3 separate regions of the Homo sapiens genome follow, and all the other regions are linked to region 2. Evidence: read pairs that join two places in POLR2A ChIA-PET (ENCODE). Cell type or tissue: Panc1. All regions are shown on one strand.

The links. Peaks named below come from ENCODE experiments on the same cell type or tissue, not always from the same donor. Only the 100,000 strongest peaks of a DNase experiment are listed, where the experiment ranks them.
Region 1: POLR2A ChIA-PET joins it to region 2 with 15 read pairs; 3 of 35 experiments call an interaction of 5 or more read pairs at or near these places.
Region 3: POLR2A ChIA-PET joins it to region 2 with 17 read pairs; 4 of 35 experiments call an interaction of 5 or more read pairs at or near these places.

What each region holds. Positions count from the first base shown.
Region 1 is chr16:24,575,984-24,583,983 of GRCh38, reverse strand. No RefSeq gene overlaps it. Among named protein-coding and RNA genes, the nearest start is that of RBBP6, 40 kb to the right of the region's middle. RefSeq lists an enhancer at 7,909-8,000. In Panc1, no CTCF peak of the experiment used is centred here; a DNase peak (open chromatin) is centred at 3,153; H3K27ac peaks cover 848 bases.
Region 2 is chr16:24,904,109-24,912,108 of GRCh38, reverse strand. SLC5A11 (solute carrier family 5 member 11) reads right to left here. Exons shown (of 17, transcript NM_001352248.3): 12 at 5,345-5,452; 13 at 4,934-5,084; 14 at 3,978-4,146; 15 at 3,013-3,228; 16 at 1,632-1,803; 17 at 483-781. The coding sequence ends at 576. Among named protein-coding and RNA genes, the nearest start is that of SLC5A11, 62 kb to the right of the region's middle. RefSeq lists an enhancer at 5,160-5,660. In Panc1, a CTCF peak has its summit at 5,703 (motif pointing left); no DNase peak of the experiment used is centred here.
Region 3 is chr16:24,690,873-24,698,872 of GRCh38, reverse strand. It overlaps a transcript of TNRC6A not described here. Among named protein-coding and RNA genes, the nearest start is that of LINC01567, 24 kb to the right of the region's middle. In Panc1, no CTCF peak of the experiment used is centred here; no DNase peak of the experiment used is centred here; H3K27ac peaks cover 3,937 bases.

The DNA.
Region 1 (8,000 bases), 330 kb after region 2:
AAAAAGAAATTGTAAATATGCCAGCAGAAGTAAAGAACTGAAGTGTTGAGGAAACGTCACAACAAAAAATATGAGTGGAGGGTGGGCGCACTGGTTCACGCCTGTAATCCCAGCACTTTGGAAGGCTGAAGCAGGTGGATCACTTGAGCCCACGAGTTTGAGACCAGCCTGGGCAACATGGAGAGACCCTACTTCTACAAAAAATAAAAAATTAGCCAGGTGTGGTGCGTGTGCCTGTGGTCCCAGTTATTCAGGAGGCTGAGGCGGGAAGGTCGCTTGAGCCCAGGAGGTCAAGGCTGCAGTGAGCTATGACTGCACTCCAACCTGGTCAAACAAAACAAAACAAAACACAAGAATGGAAAATAGTAGAGGATCAGTCCAGAAAATCTAATATCAAAATAATGAGTCCCAAAAAAAGAAAGCAGAAAAAAATGGAATGGAGAGTATTATCCCACAAGTAATAAAATAATGTTTCCAAGAAAATCATAAAAGACATAATTTCATGAAAGACATGAAAGAAAGGGCTCATAGAGCACTTGGCAAAGTATATTTTAAAAGGGTCGCAACGTCATCATCACAACATTGGATTTTCTAAATGTACCTAGGTTAAAAGGAAGTTACCAAAGAATCCTGGGAGGGGAAAATATTGCAAAAATTGCATATAAATGGATTAGGAGTCAGAATGGCTTGAACGCCTGGTTAGCAATGCCAGAAGCAGGATTATGATAGAGAAATGCCTCCAGGTATGAATGCAAATGATTTCCAGTGCAGAATTCTATGCCCAACCAAACCATAAATCAAGTGTCGGGGTAGAGTAAGAACATTTGTGACATTTTAGGCTCTGAAAAATTTTACCTCCCAGGTACCCTTCCGCAGTAACTTACTAGAGCACATGTCCTCCACCTCAAATGAGGAAGCAAACCTAGGAAGAGAAAGACACAGGATGGAAGGCAAAGATCTAATGCAGAAGAGAGGGCGAGGGGAAGACCCAGGAGCAGGCAGTTTTGGGGTACGTCTAGAGGGCAACCAATCTTTGTTGTTGTTGCCGAGACAAAGTCTCACTCTGTTGCCAGGCTGGAGTGCAGTGGCACGATCTCGGCTCACCGCAACACCTGCCTCCCGGGTTCAAGCGATTCTCCTGCCTCAGCCTCCCAAGTAGCTGGGACTACAGGCGTGCGCCACCACCCCCAGCGAATTTTTGTATTTTTAGTAAAGACAGGCTTTTACCATGTTGGCCAGGATAGTCTCAATCTGACCTCAACTGATCGGCCCATGTTGGCCTCTCAAAGTGCTGGGGTTATAGGCATGAGCCACTGTGCCCAGCCATTTTTTTTTTTTTCGAGATGGATTCTCTCATTCTTGTCACCCAGGCTGGAGTGCAGTGGTGTGATCTCTGCTCACTGCAACCTCCACCTCGCAGGTTCAAGCAATTCTCCAGCCTCAGCCTCCTGAGTAGCTGGGATTACAAGGTGCGTGCCACCACGTCTGGCTAATTTTTGTATTATTGGTAGAGACAGGGTTCCACCATGCTGGCCAGGCTGGTCTCAAACTCCTGACCTCAATTGATCCTCCCACCTCGGCCTCCCAAAGTGCTGGGATTATAGGCATGAGCCACTGGGCCTGGCCCCAATTTTTATTAGATAGGTAGAAAGAAGGTTCTGGAGGGGAATATCCCAAGAAAAAGGGTAAAACTGATGAACACTTATTTGAATATCCTGGGAGGAGGTTTGTTTCCAGTGAGCCATAGAAAATCAAACTTTTGAAACGGGAGTTGATATTAATTCCAGGAAAAACAACATTTTACATGAAAGCAATCCTACTATACCAAGTGACTCAATGTGGAACTGTTTATATAGATATATAATAATGTATACCACCATTTTTATTTAATCCAAATGGTAAAACTTTTATTGAGAGGGTGGGAGAGGGTAGAGGTGTATGTGTGTGGGTGTTGCTAAAGTCAATTGTGGCTCATACTTGAGACTGAAAAATCAAGTAATAGGAGGAGTGTGTTATTTACATATAACATTCTTCTTTTCTTTTTTAAAGAAAGAACTAGCAGAGTTGAAATGGCCTGTAAAGAATTAGTCAGCATATAATTAATTAGAGTAGGAGAATGAAGTTTTTGTTGTAAGTCTTTTTTTTTTTTTTTTTTTTTGAGATGGAGTTTCGCTCTTGTTGCTCAGGCTGGAGTGCAATGGTGTGATCTTGGCTCACTGCAACCTCCGCCTCCCGGGTTCAAGTGATTCTCCTGCCTCAGCCTCCTGAGTAGCTGGGATTACAGGCGTGCACCACCATGCTCGGCTAATTTTTTGTATTTTTAGTAGAGACGGGGTTTCACCATGGCCAGGCTGGTCTTGAACTTCTGACCTCAGATGATCTGCCCACCGCGACTTCCAGAGTGCTGGGATTACAGGCGTGAGCCATCACACCCGGCCTGTTGTAAGTCCTGAAGAACTTTATGACTTTTTAAACAATGTACAACTTTGTGAGAAAAATTAAATTCTTAAAGCCTGCAAAATTGAGAATGTATTATGATCTGGGCAAATTTAATGAAAATGCTAACTACCACAGACATATCCTGGTAGAAAAGTCAATATCGGTGGGGGGAGGGGGAAGATGGAGAATCACACTGGTTTTGGACTTAAAGGTAACTCTAAATGCCTGAAGGCACCAGAATTTTGTTTTGTTGGCATTTCTGTTTTATTGTTAGTGGCTTTTTTTTTTTTTTTGACAGGGTCGCACTATGTCACCCAAGCTGGAGTGCAGTGGCTCACCGCAATCTCCAGCTCCGGGGTTGGAGTGATTCTCAGCCTCCCTAGTAGCTGAGATTACAGGTGTGCACCACCATGCCCATCTAATTTTTTTTTTTTTTTTTTTTTTGTATTTTTAGTAGAGATGGGGTTTCACCATGTTGGCCAGGCTCGTCTTGAACTCCTGGCCTCAAGTGATCCACCCGCCTCAGCCTCTCAAAGTGCTAGGATTACAGGCATGAGCCACCGCACCCGGCTGCTAGTGGCATTTAAAATTTTCAGATGTTTATTTGTGTAATAATTGAGATTGTAATTTTAAAAAATTGCAGAGGGGGAAACAGTTGCTAGTTTAAAGAACAAGCAGCTTCTTCTGCCCTCTAATGGCATAATTCATCCTTGGTTCAGAAAAATAATGGCTAATTTCAGTTTCAGAGATGAAGAAACTATGAAGTAGAACAGAAAAGAAGGGACGATGGTGTGCACAGGAAGATGAGAGGATGTGATGTGTTCTCAGAAAATAGGCAGAAATGTCACAAAATGTATAAAGATTGAGACTGTACCATAATGAGAAGCTCTGAAGAGAAAAATCAGCACAAGAGACATCAGAAAATTAAAAAGGAGCAAATCAGGATAAACCAGATCTCATATAACCATTATCAAAAATATCGGGGAAGCTCCTGGGCTTCCAGTTGACTGGCCAGTTGAAATAATAAACTCTTAACCTATCAAAAAATGGTCATCCTAGAAGATGGGAAGAATATAATCCAGGAATGTAATATGATAGGTCAAAACACACAATTATCAACATTTTATTTTGGTACCAAAATTTATACAAAAGAATATTTTAAATCCTAAATATATAAAATTTTGGATAAACAATATTTAGTCTAGAATTTTAAGATGTGATTTTTTTTTCTCCAAGTGGTTAACCAGTTCACTCAAAGCTTATTGAAAAACCTATCCTTTTTCACATTTACTTATGCTCAAACTGTTGTGTATTATATTTGGGCCAATTTATGGTGTTGTATTCAATTCCACTGACTTGTCTGCCTCTTCTGGCACCAGTGCCATAATGTTTTGAAAATTGCATATTTTCCCCCTTCAGCCCCCATAATAGCCAGGGGAATGAGGGCTGCGTGATCCGGCCTCCTTCCTGGCAACAAGACCAGCTATAACAAATCTGTCTCTGGACAGAATCTTCTTCCATCCCCGTCAACATGGTAGCCTACGCTTCAGGTTTCCTTTGTGCAATTTTCATCATATTCAAAGTGACTTCAAAGGAAATTAACTTCATTTGCTCCATGGCCCATCCCTGTTTCTTCAGATGATGGTGTGTTCCTAATACCCAAGATCTTCTATTCAAGCTTTCCAAGAGGCCATCTGCCTTCTCAAGGAGAGAACTGTCAGTTGTCTTTATTTCGCCTTCTCTCCATTAACAACAAAAAACTTTTAAGATGTGGTGCTATGGCAGAAATGCCATATTTTTAGCTATGTCTGCCCCTTCTGTCTTTTCCTGAGTTTCTAGCACTAATACAGTTTTCCCTGGCTTCATTTTTCATATTTGTGTTTATTGGTTTTAGTTTTTAGGATACAAAAAGAAATCAGTCTACCAGCTTTATATATCATTAAGCTAGGTAAAAACATATTTTAACAATTATCAAAATTTTGTTAATGGGCCAGGTGTGGTGGCTTATCCCTGTAACCCCAGCACTTTGGGAGGCCCAGGCAGGAGGATTTCTTGAGGCCAAGAGTTTGAGACCAGCCTGGGCAACACAGCAAGACCTATCTCTACAAAAAAAAAAAAAAATTATTTTTAATTAGCCAGGTGTGGTGGCACACACCTGTAGTTTCAGCTACTCATAAGGCTGAGGTGGGAAGATTGCTTGAGTCCAGGAGGTTGGGGAAGCAGTGAGCTATGATTGTGCCACTGCACTCCAGCCTGGGCAACAGAGAGAGAGAGAGACTCTGTTTCTAAACAAAAAAAAAAAACAACCCCCCCAACCCCGCCAAAAATTATTAAGGTTCCAGTTGTTTCTACCAAAGAAGATTTTAAATTCTAAATGTATGTCCATTCTCATATGAAAATCTTACCACAGAGACTTTAAAAATAGAAACCTAAATTGAAAACATTCACACTGGCCAAACCAACTTCATAGTAAATTACAAAAGAGCCACATTTCAAGCAAAGTGGAAAAGCAAGATTCACGCTGGTGTTGGCTTTAATATGAGATCACTGTTCACCCTTCATTAAATTTAATAAAAGGTAAAGTGCATAAAGGAATTAGCAATAGTTATTTTTAAAAAGTCCTTTTAACATGATCCTAAAAATAATCTCAAAGGCTTTTATCAAAGAGGAGCCTTGATAAGCTGTTTATACTTTAGATCCATACTGAAAGAATTTGCCTGAAGTCTTTGAATGTTCCTATTAATCCTATTTCTTTCAGATCCGTATGCTGAAGTTATTCACATACAGCAGCTTCATGGTACACTTTCTCCAGGATTTAAGTAGGTGACCTTAAGTCTATTCTTTCCTGACCATTCCAATTCTCAAAATTAAAAATGTTTGTGGAAAAATTTAATGTCAAAGGATGTGTTTATGACATAAAGAAAATGCAGGGTACACGCTCGCTCTCTATATTTTATATATACACGCATATACATACGTATATATATACATACTATATATAGGAGGCTTTTTTCTAGTTAAAAATAAGACAACTGCTGAAGCTAAAGTAAATGAGCAGTGGTATAAAAACTCTCAGAAAGGACATGTTTCAAATCAGAGGTTTTGTTCTATGTCTAGCTTTATACAGTAAGAACAGCATTCATTAAAGGCGCTGAAAGACAGGGAAAGTGGACAAGTACACGGAGACACTTGCGCAGACTGGGATGAATAAACTATTACGTTTATTAAGTAGCTTTTTGCTCCTCTGAAATCCTGGCTTAAATATTTTGGAGCAGGTTTCGCTCCCTTCATTTGCCATGCTGACACTAGCAAAGGAGTGATTTTTAAGCTCCTGATTTTAACACTCTGGAGTATTCTTGGCACACAGAAACACCTAGGTCCTTGAAGGATACTACTTTTCAAACCTGCAGTAGGCCAAAAATTAATCCCTCCCTTGAGAAACGGACATGTCACCGGTTGTCTGTGAAGTCTGCTCTTATTACTAGCTTCTACACATATTTCTTTAGGCCAGTGTGTGGGTAAGAATTAACTTGCTTGGCAAAACACAATCTCAAAGTTTAAAACAAGGTAATTTCATTATTTCAAACATTTGTTACTATGTGCAAGGCATGGTTTGGCTTCCGGAATATAAACTAGACTTTTTGTGGAAGTCATGCTCAGTCCAGTGAGTGAGATAACCAAACACAGCCCACAGAAAACAATTTGGAAGGTGTTACTACAGCATATCCAGGGATGCTACCGCACCTCAGGCACGTATGGGGGCGGGCGGGCACTGTGAGGGAATAATTCCAAAACAGCAACTTTTTTTTTTTTTGAGACGGAGTCTCGCTCTGTCACCCAGGCTGGAGTGCAGTGGCGCGATCTCAGCTCACTGCAAGCTCTGCCTCCCTGGTTCATGCCATTCTCCTGCCTCCCGAGTAGCTGGGACTACAGGCGCCCACCACCACACCCGGCTAATTTTTGTATTTTTAGTAGAGACGGGGTTTCTTCGTGTTAGCCAGGATGGTCTCGATCTCCTGACCTCATGATCCGCCCGCCTCGGCCTCCCAAAGCGCTGGGATTACAGGCGTGAGCCACCGCGCCTGGTAACAGCAACCTAACTCTTGAACAATGAGCAGGAAATTATGAAGCAGGCAAAGGAGGAAGGAAATTCCAGCCAGATGAAACAGCTGAGTGCAAAAGATAGGGAGACATGACATGGTTTTTTGGGGATCTGCAAGAGGTGGAGTCTTACTTGCTGGCTTACTCTTCCACATAGTAGGGGCGAGTTGGATTAGTTAGGAGCTGGCTTGAATATCCAAGGCTGGACTGAGCCTTCACTGGCAGTGGACTTTCCTGCTTAACACAAGACATCAAGTACAACTGGAATTTTTAAGGATTAAATGAAGTCCAAGCACCTGGCACAGTGCCTTGCAAATAAGTTACTTCTTAAATTGTCTTCAAAGACTAGTTTTGTTAAGCAGTGTTCAGCACCTTAATCCGGGTTTGAAGGTTAGCTGTTTGGGTGCAGCAAGGTGAGTAAGGAGCAGCAGGTTATGGGCATGTTAGCGTGTGGCTGAAACAACAGGGCATAGGATACTAGTGAAGGGAAAGAGTAGAAAGAAGAGAGACTGGGGGATGAGTTGAAACTTCAGCCCCAAATAAGACCAACAAAGGATGGAGCTGGAAGACCAAGTCGTGGATGAAACATTAGAGCTTAACTCCAGTGTTTCTCCAAGAGAGGAATTGCCACAGGTGCTGAGTAACTAGAAAATTATCATAGGAGTGGACTGCACTTAAAGAAAAGGTCAGTTTAGCTTAAGGAACAACGAGCTTAGGTAATGAAACTGACCTCGGATGATGGAATGTATGATAAAAAAAGTTCTGGGTGCCAGATCCTATGAACGTGAGAGATCTAATCCAGATTTTTGGTCCAGATTAGCAAGAATTAACAGTAAATCTAGCTGGATTATTTTAAAGTCAAAATGGCAGTGTGTGTTGTGTGTGGGGTGGGGTAGAGTTGGAATGGTTAGGCCAGACATCCCATCCCGTGCAACAGGGGTGTCTGGGAATAAACAAATGTAATCTAAGCATCACAACGAAAGGAGGGCCCTTCAGAAGAAAGTTAATTTGATTCAGAGGCAGCATTTCCCTAATTCAGTTCTGAACAGCTTTCATGATCTTTACAGTACTTGCCTGTCACCTATAGAAATATAACATTCTAAAATTTTAAAATCACTTAGTAAGTATTGCACTTAAAAAACACATTTAAAAAAAGTATGTCTGTATACCACTTAAAATCGATGACTGGCTGGCGCAGTGACTCACACCTATAATGCCAGCACTTTGGGAGGCCGAGGCAGGCAGATCACCCGAGGTCAGGAGTTCAAGATGAGCCTGGCCAACATGGTGAAACCCTGTCTCTACTGAAAATACAAAAACTAGCTGGGTGTGGTGGCCGGCACCTGTAACCCCAGCTATTTGGGATGCGGAGGCAGGAGAATCCACTTGAACCCAGGAGGCAGAGGTTGCAGTGAGCCGAGATCATGCCACTGCACTCCTGCCTGGGTAAGAGTGAGACT
Region 2 (8,000 bases):
GAATTTGGGTATTGATGTTGCACAATGGATAAGAAGAATGAATAACTAGTCTTTTGCAAAAGGAAGCTTTTACATGTCTCTCCTCTTTCCATCTTCTAACCTTCATTATTTTCAAGAAGAAAAGAGGCTGGGCATCGTGGCTCATGCCTGTAATCCTAGTACTTTGGGAGGCTGAGGTGGGGGGATCACTTGAGGCCAGGAGTTCAGGACCAGCCTGGGCAACATAGACCACATCTCTTTGAAAAAAGGAAAAATTAGCCAGGCATGGTAGTGTGTGCCTGTAGTCCTAGAAACTTGTGAGGCTGAGGAGGGAGGATCACTTGAGCCCAGGAGTTTGACGTTGCAGTGAGCTATGACCATGCCACTGCACTCCATCCTGGGTGGCAGAGCGAGACACTGTCTCAAAAAAAAAAAAAAGAAAAAAAGAAAAAAGAAAAGAGCTAAGTGTCATGTTGAAAATGGTCTATAAACACTTGGAAGCCTTGTGGTAAACAAAAGCTTTATTATTTTTTCTTTCATTAAAAAAATGGAGCACTGAAGAGAAACAGAGTTTGGACCCCTGGGTTCACCCCACACTAAGCAAAATAGCCCCAGATAAAGATGGCGCAGCTCACGCAGAAAATGAGGTTGACGTCCAGGAGGGTCTTCACCAAGGGGTTTTCTTCCAGGGAAACTATGATGGCTTCTGCTCTGGCCGGGAGCTCTTCCTTGCCCTTCTCCTGTATTCCACAGAGCCACAGGATGGCCTTCACCACTTTGGACTGCTTTGGGGTCATGTCACCTAGAAAGAACCCAGCAAAGGAAGACCGTAGAGGTGGTCTGTATCTCCCAGAGAGGTGAGACAGGGACACTCACCAGATGTGTTCAAGTGCTGGGATTACAGGCGTGAACCACCATCCACTATGCCCGACTGAAATCTCCCTTTTTTTTTTTTTTTTTTTTGAGAGAGTCTCACTCTGTCGTCCAGGCTGGAGTGCAGTGGCGTGATCTCGGCTCACTGCAACCTCCACCTCCCAGGTTCAAGCGATTCTCCTGCCTCAGCCTCCCAAGTAGCTGGGACTATAGGCATGCGCTACCATGCCCGGCTAATTTTTATATTTTTAGTAGAGACAGGATTTCACCATGTTGGCCAGGCTGGTCTTGAACTCCTGATTTCAAGTGATGCACCCACCTCGGCCTCCCAAAGTGCTGGGATTACAGGCCTGAGCCATGCTGACCGGCCAAAATCTCTCAATTTTTAAATGTTAACTCACATTTTGTTGAAACTGTAGGTGGGCTAAGCCAAAATATGTCTGCAAGCCGCCAGTTTAGAAGCACTAACTGAGAGAAGGCAAGTTGTGTTCCTGCCTACCCATGTGCAGAGAATAAGGATGAAATGAACCAACCGTGTCTCCGTAGGCACTCAACAAGTGTTTGTTTGCTGTTAGTGCCCGTAGGAAGCTTGTTGAAAGTTACTAAAAACTCCTTTCCCATGGCCGGAGCGTGGGGACAGATCAGACACTGGAGCCAGAGGATGCTAAAACTCCAAGTCTGCCCACTTTCCTGGCTTGTGATTTGATAGGAAAAAAAAAAAAATCAATCCCTTTAACACGTACTCCTTCTTGCTGTAACTGAGGAGAGAAGCTACTCACAGCTGTGGGTTTTAGACGTGTTTTCTTGAACCATCTCGAACTGGACGCTGCTGCTGCTGCTGGCCTCTGGCATCCCGTTCTGAGAGAGGGTAAGAGACAAGGGAGCTGCTGGTGGTGCTTGTTCCTTCTGGACCACGGGGTCGTGACGAGTAAACCAGGTCAGGTGGCTGACCTAAGGAGCAGGGATGAATGATGAGATTTGTGGTGGAGGTGGGGCCGGGGTTGTCCATCCTTTTCTCACACTCCCCACCCAACCCCACACTCAGCCTTTGTGTCTGAATCTGCTCCCAGCCCCACCCTCCCACCCCATCCTCCAACAAGCATCATGTTCCTGCACTCTTCAACATCAGCGCACAATTCCCCTGCTCATTCCCACGTCTTTCTCCGATAAACCCCATCCTCCTGTTGCTGGGATGTGATTATCCCTCATTCTAATCCCCAGAGCTTAACCCTCACCCTAGAGTATTGCAGGACCCCAGAACTGGTCATTTCAGCTCATCCGTTTCTCTGGCCACAGGGATTGAATTGGTTCACGGATGAGCATGTGTCCTGAGCTGACTCCATCAATGGAAATCTAGAAATTCTCTAGAAATTCTGGGACAGAAATATTAATGCTTATTTTTACTTTTTTTTTTTTTTTTTTTTTTTAAAGACAGGCTCTTGTTCTGTCACCCAGGTGGGAGTGCAGTGGCATGGTCATAGCTCACTGCAGCCTTAAACTCCTGGGCTGAAGCAATCCTCCTGCCTCAGCCTCCCTAGCAGCTGGGATTACAGGCATGAGCCATCACGCCCTGCTAATTTTTTCTTTTCCTTTTTTTTTTTTTTTTTTTTTTTGTGAGACAGGGTCTTGCTCTGTCACCAAGGCTGGAAGTGCAGTGGCATGGTCATAGCTCACTGCACCATCAAAACTCCTGGGCTCTGGCAATCCTCCCACCTCAGCCTCTCTAGTAACTGAGATTACAGGCATGAGCCATCACGCCCTGCTAATTTTTTCATTTTTTTAAGAGACGGGATCTCACTATATTGCCCAGGCTGGTCTCAAACTCCTGGCCTCAAGTGATCCTCCCATCTCAGCTTCCCGAAGTGCTGGGATTACAGGCATGAGCCACCGCACCCCAGCCTTATGTTTACTTAATGACAGTAAAAGAGGATGTATCTCTAGAAGATACTGGGCTCCATATGGGACCTAAGAATTGAAGCAGAAGTGCAGATGGATTCTGATGACCTTTTCAGAGTCCCAAATCATCCTGCCCCTGAACCTCAACCCTGGACTTTTCAGCTTTTTGGACAATCAGTCTCCTTCGCTTAAGTCAGTTTGAGTCAGTTTTCTGTCACTTCCAACAAAAAGTCTCAACGGATCTAGCCATCAGCCCAAATGTACCATCTCCTTGGAGGGTGGCTCTGTGAACCAGCTCACGGTGGAGACAGTGATGAGGGTGACCGTGGACAGGATCATGGAGAAGTAGAGGTAGTGAATGCTCTTCACCAGGACCGGGCGCTCATCTGGCTGGTCGCATCGAGGCTGCACGTAAATAAAGTCCAGGACCAGCCTAACCAAGCCCAGGAGCAGGCCCGAGATCAGGCCCCAGAAGGCACCCTGCAAAATCAGAGCAAGATCATCTTAGAGACGCCAAGGGCTCTGGCCTCCAGGAACCTCAAGAAGCCATCTCCAGGACTTGTCTTTCTTGTGGTGGTCACTGCAAGCACGGGTCAGCAATTTGAAAAGGTTCTGCAATACTTAACCATTTATCTTTTTATAATGAATTGATTACTAATAGTTTACTAACTCCCTCTTAATTTAGCTTCCCTGTTCAATAACAAAAAATGCATCAAGATACTTTTCATGAGAACCTCTCATTGCTTTTTTTTTTTTTTTTTTTTTGAGACAGTCTCACTCTGTCGCCCAGGCTGGAGTGCAGTGGCGTGGTCTCAGCTCACTGCAACCTCTGCCCCCCAGGTTCCAGTGATTCTCCTGCCTCAGCATCTGAGTAGCTGGGATTACAGGCGCCCACCACCACACCCGGCTAATTTTTGTATTTTGAGTAATGATGGGCTTTCACCATGTTGGCCAGGCTGGTCTCAAACTCCTGACCTCAAGTGATCCACCCACCTCGGCCTCCCAAAGTGCTGGGATTACAGGTGTGAGCCATCGCAGCAGCCCTCTCATTGCTTTTTTGCAAAGGTCAGATAAACACCCTCCCTGTATCTTCCACCAATGGAACTCACCCTCCCTCTCAACACCCAATTCCAGCCTGTGTCTCCCTCCAACACCCTCCCCTCCCATCCTATCCCAGTCCTCAAGGGGCAGCACTTGGTTCTGGCATAGTGGGAGCCATCCAGAGCTACCTTTTCATTGGTCCTCTTCCAGAAACATCCCATGATGAAGACCACCGCCACAGGCGGCTGCAGGTAGGAGCTGATGGACTGGATATAGATGAAGAGCTGGCCGCCCTGGCTGGCCTGGACCACAGGGATCCAGAGGATGGAGACCAGGACCAGCAGCAGCACAAACACCCTGGTGCCGGCGGCGAGAGGCACAAATTAGCATCATCTGAACATTTACTCCTCTTTCCCTCTCTCTGTCTCTTTTAATAGACAGGGTCTTGTTCTGTTGCCAAGGCCGGGGTGCAGTGGTGAGAGCATAGCTCACTGCAGCCTCCAACTCCTGGGCTCAAGTGATCCTCCTGCCTCAGCCTCCCGAATAGGTGGGATTACAGACACATGCCAACACTCCCAGCTTATTTTATTTTATTATTTTAATTTTTTTTTTTGAGACAGAGTCTCACTCTGTCACCCAGGCGGGAGTGCAGTGCGTCATCTTGGCTCACTGCAACCTCTGCCTCCTGGGTTCAAACGATTCTCCTGCCTCAGCCACCTGAGTAGCTGGGATTACAGGCACACGCCACCACAGCTAATTTTTGTATTTTTAGTAGAGATGAGGTTTCACCATGTTGGCCAGCCTGGTCTTGAACACCTGACCTCAAGTGATCCACCGCCTCGGCCTCCCAAAGTACTGTGATTACAGGTGTGAGCCACCTCGCCCAGCTGGGTTAAAATTATTTGCTTATTCTCCTCCTTCCCTGGCTCCATGAAGGCAAGAACTGAGCCCTTTCATGGTTATGTGCCCTGTGCCTGGTACACAGTAGGTGCTCGTTCAGCATCTCCTGAATGAATGAATGTCTTGCACATGGAGTCCTAATGCTCTTCAGCCTGGATAGGTTGCTGGCTGAACCTGGACTTTGCCTCTGGGTGGGCTCAGCTCTCTCTTCCCCCTGCCCCAGCCCCACCCAGTGGGGACTTACCTGCCCACAATCATGAGCTCCTTCTCAGATGCCCGAGGCCGGAGGTGATTCCAGAGGTCCATGGTGAAGATGGTGCTGGCACTGTTAAAGATGGAGGTGAGGGAGGACATGAGAGCCGCCACCATCACAGCCATCATCAGCCCACGGAGCCCTGGGGGCGGAAGGGAGGTCATGGGCCTCGGTCCTTTTCTGCCAAAGCAGCCGATCCCAGTGGGCTCAACTGGAGGAGGCAGAACCTCAGGGAGGACGGCGGGGCAGAGCTTCCTGCAGGACGTAGCCTTTCTTGGGGAGCCCAGAGTCTTCCTCCCCCACCAGCCCTCCTTTCTTGACCCTGCCTTGGATCAGAGCCCATCCGGTGATCTCCTTTCTGGGTGCTCCAGGGGACTTGATTCAGGAGTGAAGGGACATTACCTGTGGGCAGGAGTTCCAGCACGAGTTTGGGATACGCGATGTCCGAACAGCCTGAGGGGTTGCTGCAGATCTTCTGGCAGATCTCTGGATCTGCACAGGCCACTTGATCTACGAAGGAAACACAGGCCCAGAGGTGAGCAGTCAGGCCCCCAGAGCCCCAGGCCCAGGCAACATGGGGCCGGACACAGGCTTATCATATGGAAGTTTATAGCTCAATGAAATAAAAAAGAGTCTAGACTTTATAAGCTGTGACCTTGTTACTTACGCTTTCTGAGACGAGTTGCCCTATTTGTAAAACTAGGATAATAACACGACTTTATAGGAAGTGCTGGAAAAAATTCAGCTATTGTTATCGTAACCCAGATGAAGCTGGGACACCTAGTGGCCAATCTTACAATAATGTCTTTTTTTTTTTTTTTTTTGAGACGGAGCCTCTTGCTCTGTCGCCCAGGCTGGAGGGCAGTGGCACGATCTCAGCTCACTGCAACCTCTGCTTCCCAGGTTCAAGTGATTCTCCTGCCTCAGCCTCCCGAGAAGCTGGGATTACAGGCACCCACCACCATGCCCGGCTAATTTTTGTATTTTTAGTAGAGATGGGGTTTTGCCATGTTGGCCAGGCTGGTCTCGAACTCCTGACCTCAAGTGATCCGTCCATGATCATTAACTCACTGTTCAGTAACATCTGCTCACCTGTCCTGGTTAATGAATCATTTCCTATACGTAGATTCTCTTGTCAGAATGCTTCACACCCTCTGATGCCTGAAATAAGATGCCTCTAGCCCAGTTAAATCCAAACATAGCACAAAACCTTCTTCTTCCACAAACCCAACATTAACTGAAGGTTTACTATGACTCAGGAGCTGCAGTAAGCTTTGTACATACACCTCATTTAATTTTCACAACTCTATGGGGGAAGATACTGTTATTATCCCTATTTCAAAGACAGATAAACTGAGGCCCAGAGGTTAGTTTCTCCAGATTATATTGCTAGTAAGTATTATGGCCAGGAGGCAAACCCTTAGTTTATTTCAAAGCTCAGGTAGAGAAGATTGGCTCTGTAAATACTGCATTTCTAAACTCTGTGTGTGTGTGTGTGTGTGTGTGTGTGTGTGTGTGTGTGTGTGCGCGCGCGCGCGTGTTTTTGAGATGGGGTCTTGCTCTGTCGCCCAGGCTGGAGTTCAGTGGTGCCATCTTGGCTCACTGCAACCCTAGCCTCACAGGCTCCAGCCTCCCAAGTAGCTGGAATTACAGGCATGTACCATCACACCCAGCTAATTTCTTTTTCTTTAATTAATTTTTTTATTTTTATTTTTATTTTTTCTTGAGATGGAGTCTCACTCTGTCGCCCAGACTGGAGTGCGTGGCACAATCTCGGCTCACTGCAACTTCCTCTTCCAGGTTCAAGCGATTCTCCTGCCTAAGCCTCCTAGCCTGTAGCTGGTATTATAGGCGTGCCACCACACCCAGGTTTTTTTTTTTTTTTTTTTTTTTTTTTGTATTTTTAGTAGAGACGGGGTTCCATCATGTTGCCCAGGCTGGTCTTGACCTCCTGGCCTCAAGTGTTCCTCCCGCCTTGGCTTCCCAAAGTGCTGGGATTGTGTTTTGAGGGTTGTTTTGCTTCTCTCTTAATTTCCATATAGTTTATTTAAAAATATGTGCCATTTCTCATGGATGAAGCTGGAAACCATCATTCCCAGCAAACTAACACAGGAACAGAAAACCAAACACCACATGTTCTCACTCATAAGTGGGAGTTGAACAATAAGAACACATGGACACAAGGAGGGGAACATCACACACTGGGGCCTGTCGGGGGGTGGAGGGCAAGGGGAGGGAGAGCATTAGGACAAATACCTAATGCACGTGGAGCTTAAAACCTAGATGACAGGTTGATTGGTGCAGCAAACCACCATGGCACATGTATACCTATGTAACAAAGCTGCACGTTCTGCACATGTATCCCAGAACTTAAAGTTTAATGAAAAAATAAAAATATGTGCCATTTCTCAGATGGACTTAGCAGAAGAGGGTTTTTTTCCAGGCTCACAAGAACTCAGGATCAGAAAATACTTTTAGGCAGCTGTGGACTCCGTTGAAGATTTAGGAGGGAGCCAGTGGAGCCGTGGTGGAGAGAGAAGTGCAAATAGGGAGGCAGAGTGCTTGGCCCTGAAACTGGCCCTTTAGACCTGGGGTTCTCAACCTTCTAGTGGACTTGTTAAAAAAATAGGTGGCTGGCACAGACAGGAAAAAATGCTTAACATCACTAATCATCAAGGAAATGCAAATCAAAACCTCATGAGATATCATCTCACCCTAGTTAGAATGGGGATCATCAAAAAGACAAAACATAATAAATGCTGGTGAAGATGTGAAGAAGGGGAAACTCTTATACATTGTTGGTGGAGATGTAAATTACTACAGCTAGTATGGAAAACTATGGAGGTTCCTCAAAAAACTGAAAATAGAACTACCATATGATCCAGCAATTTTGCTACTGGGCATATATCCTGATATGGCTTGGCTCTGTGTCCCCACCCAAATCTCATCTCCAATTGTAATCTCCACATGTCAAGGGAGGGAACTGTAATCCCCCCATGTCGAGGGAGGGAGGTGATCGGATCATGGGGGTGGTTCCCCCTTGTGTACTCATGATAGT
Region 3 (8,000 bases), 210 kb after region 2:
CAGGTGTGATGGCACATGCCCATAATCCCAGCTACTTGGGAGGCTGAGGCAGGAGAATCGCTTGAACCCAGGAGGCAGAGGTTGCAGTGAGCTGAGATCATGCCACTGCACTCCAGCCTGGCGACAGAGCAAGACTCTGCCAAAAAAACAAACAAAAAAAACCTCCCCAAAGACCCTAGGGAAACCTCAAGGAAGGGAGCACAGGCTCTGGAAATAAATCGAGTGGGTTTCCATCTTGGCTCTGGCATTTACCAGCTCTGTGACTTACTCTATCCATGCCTCAGTTTATGCACTTGTGAAATGATTCCTAACTCTGCCAAGGAGACTAAACATGCTAATATTTGCACAGTGCTTGTAATGGTCCCTGGAACACAGTAAAGAATGTACGGGTGTTTAATATATCTCCAAGCGCACCACACACCGGTCTTCCTGGCTACTGTGCCGTGTTCCTTGTCTCTCACTCCAACTGCCTATGATCATTTCCCACTACTGCTGGTGCCTCAAATGGCATTTAATCCAATCTTGGGGGGTTCAGGCAGCCTATGTATATTGCTTGGATTGCATTCAACCACACTCTTATAATACCCAAACCACCGCTTCTTCCACATGAATGTGCTTGTGAATCCATTGAGGACCCTGTAGATTCTGATTTGGAATCTGGGGCAGGCCTGAGATTCTGCATTTTTTGTTTTCTTTTTAATTTTTTTTGTAGAGTCGGGGTCTCGCTATGTTGCCCAGGCTGGTCTCAAACTTCTGGGCTCAAGCGGTCCTCCTGCCTCGGCCCCTCAAAGTGCTGGGATTATAGGCATGAGCTACAGTGCCTGGCCTGCATTTTTTTTTTTTTTTTTTTTGAGACAGAGCCTCACTGTGTCACCAGGCTGGAGTGCAGTGGTGCAATCTCTGCCTCCCAGGTTCAAGTGATTCTCCTGCTTCAGTCTTCCGATAGCTGGGATTACAGGTGCCTGCCACCACATGCAGCTAATTTTTGTATTTTTAATAGAGACAGGGTTTCACCATGTTGGTCAGGATGGTCTCGATCTCTTGACCTTGTGATCCACCCGCCTTGGCCTCCCAAAGTGCTGGGATTACAGGCGTGAGCCACCATGCCCGGCCCCAGTCTGCATTTCTAATAAGCTCCCAGGTAATGCTGATGTTGAAGGTTTACGGACCATATTTTTACTTGTTTTTGAGACAGGGTCTCCCTCTGTTGCCCAGGCTGGAGTACAGTGGTGCAATCTTGGCTCACTGCAAACTTCACCTCCTGGGCTCAAGTGATCATTCCACCTCAGCTTCCTAAGTAGCTGGGACTACAGGTGCGTGCCACCATGCCTAGCAAAGTTTTGTATTTTTAGTAGAGACAGAGTTTCACCATGTTGGCCAGGCTGGTCTCGAACTCCTGGCCTCAAATGGTCTGCCCACCTTGACCTCCCAAAGTGCTGGGATTACAGGTGTGAGCCACTGTGCCTGGCCCACATTTGTACTTAACAAATACCTAAACAGTAAAAATTTGTTTTTCTCACCAGTCTTTGTACTGAAGTGAAGAGAGACACAAGAGACACAACGATTCAGAAGAGGATTAGACAGAAAGATATCAAAAGATACCCAGACGTAGGTAGTTTCTGTCATTGCTTCAGCAGTTTTTCCTTTTATTTTTAGTTGACATGTAATAATTGTACATATTTATAGAAGACAGTGATATTTCAATATGTGTATACAATGTGCAATGATCAAATTAGCGTAATTAGCATATTCATCACCTCAAACTTTCAGGCCTCAGTGTTGTGAACATTCAAAATCCTCCTAGCTTTCTGAAAATATGCAATAAGCTACGGTGAACCATAGTCACTCACTAACTAGTGCTGCGGAACAACAGAACTCATCTTTCCTATCTAGCTGGTGTAAGCATTTTAATGCTATCAGTTCTCGTGTCTCTGTGATATTCTTGGCCACAAAATGACTGCTTCAGCTCCGGTCATCACATCCATGACCAAGGCAAAAAGAAGGGGAATGGCTAAAGGGAAGAGCTAGTTCTGAGTGTGCCCTTCTAATATGAAAGCCCTTCTTTCCTTCCTTCCTCCCTCCCTCCCTCCCCCTCCCCTTTCCCTTCCCTTCCTTTCCTTTCCTTTCTTTTTTTTTTTTTTTTTGAGACAGGGTCTCGCTCTGTTGCCCAGGCTGTACTGCAGTGGTGCAATCGTAGCTCACTGCAGCCTTGACCTCCTAGTCTCAAGCAATCCTCCCACCTCAGCCTTCTGAGTAGCTGGAACCACAGGCGAGCCACCACGCGTGGCTAATTTTTAAAATTTTTGTAGACACAGAGTCTCACTATTTTGCCCAGTCTGGTCTCAAACTCCTGGCCTTAAGCAATCCTCCCACCTTAGCCTCCCAGTGTACTAGGATTACAGGCGTAAGCTGCTTTGCCTGGCCACCCCTCATTTCTGATCCATTGTATTTGAGCTGAACAAGCACCTTTAGCATGAATTCTTTCCAGGGAGTTCTCATACTTTCTTTTTTTTTTTTTTTTTTTTGAGATGGAGTCTGACTCTGTCGCTCAGGCTGGAGTGCAGTGGCGCGATCTGGGCTCACTGCAAGCTCCGCCTCCTGGGTCCATGCCATTCTCCTGCCTCAGCCTCCCGAGTAGCTGGGACTACAGGCGCCCGCCACCACGCCCAGCTAATTTTTTGTAGTTTTAGTAGAGACGGGGTTTCACCGTGTTAGCCAGGATGGTCTTGATCTCCTGACCTCGTGATCCACCCGCCTCGGCCTCCCAAAGTGCTGGGATTACAGGGGCGAGCCACCGCTCTCGGCCCTCATACTTTCAACCACATAAAAAGCGCAGTGGAGTTTTTTCCTCTCCACCATTAGCTGTTCCCTTCTTGAGTCAATAACATCGTAATCCTATCTTGAGGGACAGAATCTCAGCCAAATGCTGGTGGGAATCCCATTAATTCCAAGCTCAAGGGGGTTGAGTCTAGAACTGAGGTTGAGCCAATCAGTGCACTCCTTCTCCCTAGGCAACCAGTGATTGGTTCAGGGATGGTGACGGTGACGTGGCCAAATTAACCACCAGGGCTGAAAAGACTCAATCCCGTGTTTTGCTTGAAACACCCGTGAAACAGACTTGCTTTTCCATGCTGAATGTCCACAAACACGGCCACAGCTGTAAAAACTTTTGGAAGGCCAGGCGGGGTGGCTCACGCCTGTAATCCCAGCACTTTGGGAGGCCGAGGCAGGCAGATCACGAGGTCAGGAGTTCGAGACCAGCCTGATCAAAATGGCGAAACCCCGTCTCTACTAAAAACACAAAAATTAGCCGGGCGTGGTGGTGCGCGCCTGTAATCCCAGCTACTGAGGATGCTGAGGCAGGAGAATCACTTGAACCCAGGAGGCGGAGGTTGCAGTGAGCCAAGATTGCGCCACTGTACTCCAGCCTGGGTGACAGAGCGAGACTGTCTCAAAAAAACAAAACAAAAAATATATATATGTATAAAAAGTAAAAACATAAGAGCTTCTGGGCTTTTATGCACTGGGCTTCTGTGACTTGCAGCTGGAAAACATAGTTGACACAGGTAGACATCATAACTTGGGATTATTTTATGCACAGCCTTCAATCAGTATCAGATACCCTTGGAGTACAGTTTCCTTCCCACCACTGGCTCGCTGCCTGACCTCACTCCCCAGAGTTTCGTTTTCTTCAGCTAGAAGAGGAGGAAAACAGAAATGCCTTTATTATGGGGTTAAATGAGATGGTGCTCGTGAAGAACTTAGCACAGGGCCCAGTACACTCCCGTGCCAGCAAGCAATGTCACATTATCCGATGTGGGTTTTCTGAATCAAATTAAAGCTGCAGGGCCCCAACAGCCCAACAGGTCTGGAGAAAGTTTCAGCTCAGCCATCAGAGGGCAGTGGTCCAGAGATGGCTCACAGTGATTCCAAATTTGTTTTAAGAGGGTCTCGCTCTGTCACTCAGGCTGGAGTGCAGTCGTGTGATCATAGCTCACTGCAGCCTTGACCGCCTGGGCTCAAATGATCCTCCTGCCTCAGCCTCCCATGTAGCTAGGATTACAGGTGTACAGCACCACACCCAGCTAATTTTTACATTTTTGTAGAGATGGGGTCTTGCTACGTTGCCCAGGCTGGTCTTGAGCTCCTGGCCTCAAGTGATCCTCCTGACTGGGCTTCCCTTGGCTCACTAGTCTTTTTTTTTTTTTTTTTTTTTTTTGAGACAGAGTCTTGCTCTGTCACCCAGGCTGGAGTGCAGTGGCGCGATCTCGGCTCACTGCAACCCTGCCTCCAGGGTTCAAGCGATTCTCCTGCCTCAGCCTCCTGAGTAGCTGGGACTACAGGCACAAGCTGCCACACCCAGCTAATTTTTTGTACTTTTAGTAGAGACAGGGTTTCACCATGTTAGCCAGGATGGTGTCGATCTCCTGGCCTCGTGATCCACCGGCCTCGGCCTCCCAAAGTGCTGGGATTACAAGCGTGAGCCACCGCGCCCAGCAAGGCTCACTAGTCTTATACTTGGATCACTGCAGTTAGGGTCATTGTGTCCATGTGTTGGGGTTTTGGAAACAGGGGGCTTGGCTGCTATTGTGCTGAGGTCGGAGACGGGGGCCTGGCTATGCTGGGAGCCTCAGGCAAGAGACCGAGTGTCCACCATGAGGTCCTTTCCCTCTTAAGCACTGTCACTTTCCCTGGGTGTTGTAAGAGGGGAGGCGTGAGTCTTCTATTCTTGTGGGGTCTGCCAGTCTCTGGCTCATTTCTAGTCCTGGGGACTCTTCTGCTCCCCTTGGCTGTCACTGCTCTGCCCTTCCTCCCTTTGAGATACTTGTGTTTCTCCTCTTGTCCTTGGGGATGACCCCATACATGTCCCAGAATAATAATATGTTGAAAAACAAAGCCAGAAATGAGGGTTGTTTTCGGAGTTACTTCTGCTTTCTTCCATGTTAATCAACCCTCTTTTTAAACATTTTTTTTTGAGATAGGGTCCCACTCTGTCACCCATGCTGGAGTGCAGTGGCGGTCTTGGCTCACTGCAGCCGTGACATCCTGGGCTCAACTGATCTTCCCATCTCAGCCCCCTGAGTAGCTAGGACTATAGGCACATGCTACCATATCCAGATAATTTTTGTATTTTTTGTAGAGATGGGGTTTTGCCATGTTGCCCAGGCTTGTCTTGACCTCCTGGGCTCCATCAATCCTTCCATCTCAGTCTCCTGAGTAGCTAGGATGACAGGTGCATGACACCATGCCTGGATAATTTTTTATTTTATTTGTTTATGTATTTTGAGATGGAGTCTCGCTCTGTCACCCAGGCTGGAGTGCAGTGGCGCGATCTCGGCTCACTGCAACCTCTGCCTCCCGGATTCAAGCGATTCTCCTGCCTCAGCCTCCCGAGTAGCTGGGATTACAGGTGTGCAACCACCATGCTGGGCTAATTTTTGTATTTTTAGTAGAGACGGGGTTTCACCACCTTGGCCAGGCTGGTCTCGAACTCCTGACCTCAAGTGATCTGCCTGCCTCGGCCTCCAAAAGAGCTGGGATTCCAGGCGTGAGCTACTGCGTCTGGCCTAATTTTTTTTTTTTTGTAGAGACTGGATCTCACTTTGCTTACGCTGGTCTTGAACTCCTGGACTCAAGTGATCCTCCCACCTCGGCCTCCCAAAGTGCTGGAATTACAGATGTGAGCCACTGCAACCCTCTTCTCGTGAGAGAACACAAAGTTTGGTGTCCTTCTTAGAACAAGGGAGGGAAATCCGCTGGAAATAAAATGAGTCAGTATCTCACTACATCATCTTAATAGTGTGAGTGTGTTTATTATTATTTTTCATAGGATTATTCGGCTTATTAAATTATTATTTTAAGTAGACTACAGTGAGGAATATATTACCGGTTTACCCGAATGTAAATATGACTTTGGCTCAAATCGGAGACCTCTGAGATTTGTGATAAGTAGTTTAGTGCAGTGTCTAGTGCCTACAGGAACTGTGATAAATATTAGTGCCCCTGTTTTTCCTCCCTGAGTTTTCACTAAGAACAGCTCCTGGTGAGGTGTTAGATGTCTAGAATTGACTGCCTCTTGTGTAAATTTCAGAGTTACATGTATAATATGACACCATATATATATGTATAATATATACACATATATATATAATTTTTTTTTAAGACAGGGTCTTGCTCTGTTGCCTAGGTGGGAATGCAGTGGCACAATCACGGCTCACTGCAGCCTCTTTTCTATTTTATTTTACTTTACTTTGTTTTATTTTATTTATCCCCTCTATTTTATTTTCTTTTATTTTACTTTTTGAGATGGAGGTTCACGCTGTCGCCCAGGCTGGAGTGCAGTGGTGCGATCTCAGCTCACTGCAACCTCCATCTCCCGGGTTCAAGTGATTCTCCTGCCTCAGCCTCCTGAGTAGCTGGGACTACAGGCGCCCACCACCATGCCCAGCTAATTTTTGTAGTTTTAGTAGAGACGGGTTTCACCATGTTGACCAGGCTGGTTTCGAACTCCTGGCCTCAAGTGATCCGCCTGCCTCAGCCTCCCAAAATGTTGGGATTACAGGTGTGAGCCACCACTCCCGGCCTCCCTTTTGTATTTTAAAATTACAATCTCCAGAGGTTCCCTAAGGTTTGTTGGAGGCCAGAAATAGACCAAGAAGGATGAAGATCTTTGCTGCTTAGAGCCACGACTCAACTAGATTTCAGAGAACGGACTCCCTGTCTATTTCTTGTACAAAAGAAACCCTGTAGCATGGAAACCCCATGTTAGAGACCCAATGGTCAAAAAGGAAAGCAAAGTATACTTTGTGGACACCCTGACTTGTGTTGCCTCGCTCCTCTCCTATTCACTCATTCTTTTTTTTAAATTGTAAGTTAACTTGCTAGAAAATTATTTTAGTTGCACACATAATATATGAATATATCCTCCTTTGAAAAAAGGTAAAACCTAGCAGTTAAGGGTGATGGGTCCTTTAATTGCCGCTGTCAGTCCTGGGCTTCTCTTTTCTGCTCAGTTCACTGAGTTTATAGTGTATCCTTCCAGATGTCTGTCCTTCTTTCCTTCCCTCCCTCCCTCCCTTCCTTCTTTTATTTCTTTTTCTTTCTTGAGACAGAGTCTCACTCTGTTGCCCAGGCAGGAGTACTGTGGCACAATCTCAGCTCACTGCAACTTCTGCCTCCCGGGTTCAAGTGATCCTCCCACCTCAGCCTCCTGAGCAGCTGGGACTACAGGCATGCACCACCACGCCTGGCTGATTTTTGTATTTTTAGTAGAGATGAGTTTCGTCATGTTGGCCAGGCTGTTCTCGAACTCCTGGCCTCAACTGATCTGCCCACTTTGGCTTCCCAAAGTGCTGGGATTACAGGTGTGAGCCACCGCGTCTGGCCCTTTCAGCCCCTTTCAGATGTTTTTCTAAATGTTTCCTTTTTCTCCAGAATCTACATTGTATTGTTGTCTATGAGCTTGATGCTTTATTTAAAAATGTAAAATGGGTTGGGCGCAGTGGCTCATGCCTGTTATCCCAGCACTCTGAAAAGCCAAAGTGGGAGGATCACTTGAGGCCAGGAGTTCGAGGTTGCAGTGAGCTATGACTGCACCACTGCACCCCAGCCTGGGTGATAGAGGAAGACTCTGTTTCTAAAAAAGGAAAAGAATACTAATTAGAGAAAAGACTAGTCAGGGCTTGAGAGCAGGCTTAACTATCTTTACCCTCCAAAGACCTTATATTTCTTCCCATGGAACACATTTGAAATATTTCATCAGGGGCCAGGTGCGGTGGCTCAGGCCTGTAATCCCAGCACTTTGGGAGGCCGAGGCGGGTGGATCACGAGGTCAGGAGATCGAGACGAATCCTGGCTAACACGGTGAAACCCCGTCTCTACCAAAAATACAAAAAAAATTAGCCGGGCGTGGTGGCGGGCGCCAGTAGTCCCAGCTACTTGGGAGGCTGAGGCAGGAGAATGGCGTGAACCCAGGAGGCGGAGCTTGCAGTGAGCTGAGA